2 separate regions of the Homo sapiens genome follow, and region 2 is linked to region 1. A link is an interaction called in ENCODE POLR2A ChIA-PET data of the cell type or tissue named here. Cell type or tissue: GM12878. All regions are shown on one strand. Links, peaks and the distances in the headings refer to the core of each region. The heading gives the core; the rest is flanking DNA.

What was found. Peaks named below come from ENCODE experiments on the same cell type or tissue, not always from the same donor. Only the 100,000 strongest peaks of a DNase experiment are listed, where the experiment ranks them.
Region 2: POLR2A ChIA-PET joins it to region 1 with 9 read pairs; 9 of 35 experiments call an interaction of 5 or more read pairs at or near these places.

What each region holds. Positions count from the first base shown.
Region 1 is chr12:31,787,108-31,790,251 of GRCh38, forward strand. No RefSeq gene overlaps it. Among named protein-coding and RNA genes, the nearest start is that of H3-5, 3.6 kb to the right of the region's middle. In GM12878, for the core only: no CTCF peak of the experiment used is centred there; no DNase peak of the experiment used is centred there.
Region 2 is chr12:31,903,355-31,906,498 of GRCh38, forward strand. No RefSeq gene overlaps it. Among named protein-coding and RNA genes, the nearest start is that of LINC02422, 18 kb to the left of the region's middle. In GM12878, for the core only: no CTCF peak of the experiment used is centred there; no DNase peak of the experiment used is centred there; H3K27ac peaks cover 406 bases.

The DNA.
Region 1 (3,144 bases), core at 464-2,963:
CACACCTGTAATCCCAGCGTCTTGGGAAGCCGAGGAGGGTAGATCACGAGATCAGAAGTTCAAGACCAGCCTGGCAGAGATGGTGAAACCCCATCTCTACTAAAAATACAAAAATTAGCTGGGCATGGTGGCAGGTGCCTGTAATCCCAGCTACTTGGGAGGCTGAGGCACAGAATTGCTTGAACCCGGGGGGTGGAGGTTGCAGTGAGCCAAGATCACGCCACTGCACTCCAGCCTGGGCGACAGAGCGAGACTCCATCTCAAAAAAAAAAAAAAAGGAAAACCATCTTTTCTAAAAATCATTAAAACAATTGAAGTTAGTTTTTGAATAAGAAAATAATGCCTAAAACAAATCTGTATCACTAGGCAACATTAAATCTTTATCTCCTCGAGATTACAAGGACTTTCTATTTAGTACACAAGGACCAATTTTTCCAAAACCAAAAAGCCAAGCCTGTTAGCACTTACTGTCACAAATGGTTACCACAAAAACAAAATAATGAAGGTTGAATTTATGGTTTCTGTAAAAGGGAAGCCTCTAGGATCTTTAAAAGTATTTTTTTCTATTTTTAAATATAACATTCATTGTAGAAAGTTTGGAAACATAGTACAAGGAAGAAAATTTTTATAACTTACAATCACATTGCTGAGGATAACATTTTGTTAATGTTTTTGCATAGTTTTTTTTCCAATTTTTGTCTTCCTCTTGTCTGCTTTTTTCTCACATTTTTTTTATTATGAGCAGTGCCATAGCATTACATAAGCTTTTTTCTTTTCTTTTTTTTTTTTTGAGACAGAGTCTCACTCTGTCACCCAGTCTGGAGTGCAGTGGCACAATCTCGGCTCACTGCAAGCTCCGCCGCCTGGGTTCACGCCATTCTCCCGCCTCAGCCTCCCGAGTAGCTGGGACTACAGGTGCCCGCCACCACATCCGGCTAATTTTTTGTATTTTTAGTAGAGATGGGATTTCACTGTGTTAGCCAGGATGGTCCCGATCTCCTGACCTCATGATCCGCCCACCTCGGCCTCCCAAAGTGCTGGGATTACAGAGGTGAGCCACTGCTCCCAGCGCTTTTTTCTTTTTTTTTAAGATGGTGTCTCACTTTATTGCCCAGGCTGGAGTGTAGTGGCTCGATCTCTGCTCACTGCAGCCTCTGCCTCCCAGGTTCAAGTGATTCTCCTGCCTCAGCCTCCCCAGTAGCTAGGATTACAGGCGCCCACTACCAAGCCTGGCTAATTTTTGTATTTTTAGTAGAGATAAGGTTTCGCCATGTTGGCCAGGTTGGTCTCGAACTCCTGACCTCAAGTGATCCGCCTGCCTCAGCCTCCCAACATGCGTGAGCCACCGTGCCCGGCCAGCATTACATAAGCTTTCAAAACATGATTTTTACTATCCTATCCTAAAAGTTTTTTTTTTTTTTTTTTTTTTTTGAGACTGAGTCTCACTCTGTTGACCAGGCTGGAGTGCAGTGGTGCGATCTTGGCTCACTACAAGCTCCGCCTCATGAGTTCACACCATTCTACTGCCTTGGCCTCCCGAGTAGCTGGGACTACAGGCATCCGCCACCACGCCCAGCTGATTTTTTGTGTTTTTGGTAGAGACGGGGTTTCACCATGTTAGCCAGGATGGTCTCCATCTCCTGACCTCATGATCTGCCTGCCTCGGCCTCCCAAAGTGCCGGGATTACAGGCGTGAGCCACCACACCCGGTCAAAAGATTATTTTTTAATCTGAAATTATTTCCAAGGTAAATATTTTTCTTCCAGGTATTTTCCTAAGGACCCAAGTTCAAAACCTTGCATTACTCTGGTCTCCCTTTCTTTTTTTTTTTTTTTTGTCTTATGAGAAATCAAGTCTGAATTGATTTGGTTCAGAATCAAACCTGAATCTGATCACTAAATTCTACTAATTCTTTTCTTTCTATGTCTATCCACATAGTTCTGGCCCGGCCAGGCCCCTGTTTCCTCAGCCCAGATTATTGAAGTACTTTTCTGACTTTTTTATTTCTTTGTAGCCTCTTTTCTCTATGGTAATCTATTTTACATATCTCTTTGCATCATTACCTTGACAAAAATATTGACTGCCTCTACCTTATATGGCAGAGGTCCCAAACTTGAGCTCCAAGGCTGAACATAGTCTGCAAATTTGTTTTTCTACAACTCCACAGTGCTCTGACCATTATTTTTAAATTTGCTGGAATCCTTTCAAAGGGCCCCAGGTTTCACTGATTTGTGTTACCTGCCTGGCGTCTAGGCTTCCAGGTATGGCTGAGTAGACTTTGCTTTTTTTTTTTTTTTTTTTTCTGAGACAGAGTCTTGCTCTGTCTCCCAGGCTGGAGTGCAATGGCACGATCTCGGCTCACTGCAACCTCCACCTCCTGGGTTCAAACGATTCTCCTGCCTCAGCCTCCTGAGTAGCTGGGATGACAGGCGCATGCCACCACGCCCAGCTAATTTTTGTATTTTAGTAGAGATGGGGTTTCACCATGTTGGCCAGGCTGGTCTCGAACTCCTGACCTTGTGATCTGCCTGCCTCGGCCTCCCAAAGTGCTGGGATTGCAGGCGAGAGCCACCACGTCCAGCCGACTTTGCATTTTATAACTCCAGAGGGCACTGTGCACATAACATAAAAAGTTGTGCAGTGCACAGCCTATACAATCTGCACAACTCTACCTGGTGGCCCTATGGGAGCCTATGGCCATTTAGTGTGAACTCTAGTCTGTAAAACGAATATCATGCCCACTATATCGACTAATCAAGCCCATCCTGTACCATAGTCTGGAAAAGGCTGACATTCCTAAAAGCTTTGCACTCTAAGATAAGCCACGAAAACCAGAAATATTTCAAAAGCTTTGAATTCCAAGATAAGCCGTGAAGTTATTTTTTATGCAAAAGACAGAAACATACTGTTTTTCTTTTTATCAAGACTGACCCCAAAGTTATCCAATCAGAATTGTTGACTAATATATAACAATCTGAGCTATCTCCTGACTTTGTGATTTTTTTTTTTTTTAGACAGTCTTGCTCTTGACACCCAGGCTGGAGTGCAATGGTGCGATTTCGGCTCACTGCAACCTCCACTTCCTGGGTTCAGGCAATTCTCCTGCCTCAGCCTTGACAGTAGCTGGGATTACAGGCGCCCACC
Region 2 (3,144 bases), core at 440-2,939, 120 kb after region 1:
TTACTTTACTGTGATGTTTGTTTTATTGCAATGATCTGGAACTGAACCTATAATATCTCTGACATGTGCCTATGGTCAGAGAATGTCCTCATTTTAATTCTGTCAATTTTCTTGAGATTTGATTTACAGACAATCTGTCTTCAATTAATAAAAATTTTGCGTGCTTAAAAAGAATGTGATTTTTGCAGTTGTTAGTATAGCGTTCTATGCTTCTACCATAGTAAATATGTAATCATGTTTATCAAATCTACTCGATGAACATTTTCTGTCAATTATTAATTTTCAAATCCTCCAATATGATTGAATATAAATTTGTCTGTTTCTTCTTTTTTTTTTTTTTGGAGATAGAGTCTCACTCTGTTGCCAGGCTGGAGTGCAGTGACGCAATCTCGGCTCACCACAACCTCCACCTCCCAGGTTCAAGTGATTCTCCTGCCTTAACCTCTTGAGTAGCTGGGATTACAGGCATCCGTCACCATGCCCGGCTAATTTTGTATTTTTAGTAGAGATGGGGTTTCTCCATGTTGGTCAGGCTGGTCTCAAACTCCCGATCTCAGGTGATCTGCCCACCTCGGCCTCCCAAATTGTTGGGATTACAGGCATGAGCCACCATACCCAGCTTGTTTCTTCTTGTGATGTTTTTGCTTTATATTTTTTTTAGGCTATGTTTATATGTTTACAACCTATGTATATATGTTTATAACCTATGAATATATCTTAATAAACCTATGTGCATAAGTTTCAGTCTATGTACATAGGTATGTCTATGTACATAGAAAAGAAACCCACACACAGACATAAAATGGTGAAATTTCAGAACAACAATGACAAAGAATGATTATAAAACAGCAGGAGAGAAAGGAGATTATCTTCTTTTTTCTTTTTGAGACAGAGTCTTGTTCTTTCACCCAGGCTGGAATGCAATGGCTCGATCTCGGCTCACTGCAACCTCCGCCTACCGGGTTCCAGCGATTCTCCCTGCCTCAGCCTCCCAAGTAGCTGGGATTACAGGCACCCACCACCATGTCCAGCTACTTTTTTTTTTGTATTTTTAGTAGAGACGGGGTTTCACCATGTTGGCCAGGCTGGTCTCGAACTCCTGACCTCAGGTGATCCACCCACCTTGGCCTCCCAAAGTGCTGGGATTATAGGTGTGAGCTACTGCGCCAGCAAGGAGATCATCTCAAAAGAAGCTGAGTTAGTGACAGCTGGCTTAAAGACAATGTAAGCTGGAAGATAGTGAAATGTTATCTTCAAATTGCTGAGGAAAAGCAACTGAAAATTTGGAATTCTAAACCCAATTAAATTTTTTTTTTTTTGAGCTCAATCTCAGCTCACTGCCACCTCTGCCTCCCAGGTTCAAGTGATTCTCTTGCCTCAGCCTCCCGAGTAGCTGGGATTACAGGCATGTGCCATGATGCCCAGGTAATTTTTGTATTTTTTATAGAGACGGGGTTTCACCATGTTCACCATGCTGGTCTCGAATTCCCGACCTTGTGATCTGCCCGACTTGGCCTCCCAAAGTGCTGGGATTACAGGCGTGAGCCACCTCTCCCGGCCCTAAAATTTGTTTTAATGAAGACAAAATAAAATTGTTTCAGACAAATAAAACTCACTCTTTCGCCAGCAAACTCTCCCTATAGGAAAAATCTAAAGTATATATTTTAGCTAGAAGGAAATTGATCCTAAATGAAGCTACAAGAAGAAACAACATGTAAAAAAGACTTTGGGTAAGTATAAAATATTAACTATAAAACAATGATAATGTTTAGTAATAGTTAAATTTGAAAGAAAAAAGATAATATTAAAACATATGACAGGTCTGTGTTCTGGAGGAGATAAAGAAATAGATTAACTTTGTAATTTAAGTAATCACAATGCAGCTTATAGGGTAACAACCAAAAAAAATCAACCCAAAAAACAAAAGGCAAAAAAAGCATCTCAAACCTGAATAGAGTATTTAACTTCCAAACTAGCAAGGAAGAATATAATTAATACCAAAAAAGAGTCAAAAAAAAAAAATAGGAAGGCCAGGCATGGTGGCTCATGCCTGTAATCCAAGCACTTTGGGAAGCCAAGGCTGGCAGATCACTTGAGGATAGGCGTTTGAGACCAGCCTGGCCAACATGGCAAAATCCCGTCTCTACTAAAAATATAAAAATTAGCTGGGGATGGTGGTACACGCCTGTAATCCCAGCTACTCAGGAGACTGAGGCAAAAGGATCACTTGAGCCCGGAAGGCGGAGGTTGCAGTGAGCCGAGATCACACCATTGCCCTCCAGCCTAGGTGACAGAGCGAGACTCTCTCTCAAAAGAAAAAGAATAGGAAGTGAAAGATAGTATAAACTAGGGCAATAGATTTTTTGAGACTAATTTCATTAAAGGTAAATAAACTAAATGCCTTAGTAGTTGTCTCAGTCAGTTTAGGCTGCTGTAACAAATATATCATAGGCTGAGTACTTAAATAACAGAAATTTATTTCTCACAGTTACAGAGACTGGCTGTTTGGGGTTTGTTTTTCTGTTTCTTTTTCAGAAACAGGGGTCTCACTGTTACCCAGGCTGGAGTGCAGCGGCATGATCATAGCTTACGGCAGCCTTGAACTCCTGGGCTCAAATGATCCTCCCACGTCAGCCTCCTGAGTAGCTAGGACTACAGGCAAACACCACTGCAACCAGCTAATTTTAAAACCTTTTTTGTTACTGTTTTTTTTTTGAGACCCAGGCTGGAGTGCAGCGGCAAGATCTTGGCTCACTGTGACCTCTGCCTCCCAGGTTCAAGCAATTCTCCTGCCTCAGCCTCCCAAGTAGATGGAATTACAGGTGCATGCCATCACGCTCGGCTAATTTTTGTATTTTTAGTAGAGACGGGGTTTCACCACATTGACCAGGCTGGTCTCGAACTCCTGACCTCGTGATCCACCCGCCTCAGCCTCCCAAAGTGCTGGGATTACAGGTGTGAGCCACCGTGCCTGGCCTCATTTCCCCACTTCTACATACCATCTGCCATTTCATTTGGGAATATGCTGACGAATACCTGACACGACCCATCGCCGACTTCTCTAATCACTTCCTACAGCCAGGAGACTGGGTTCTGGTAAAAGATCCCAGTCCTCTCCTCAATCCTCCCCTCACACTTAAATGG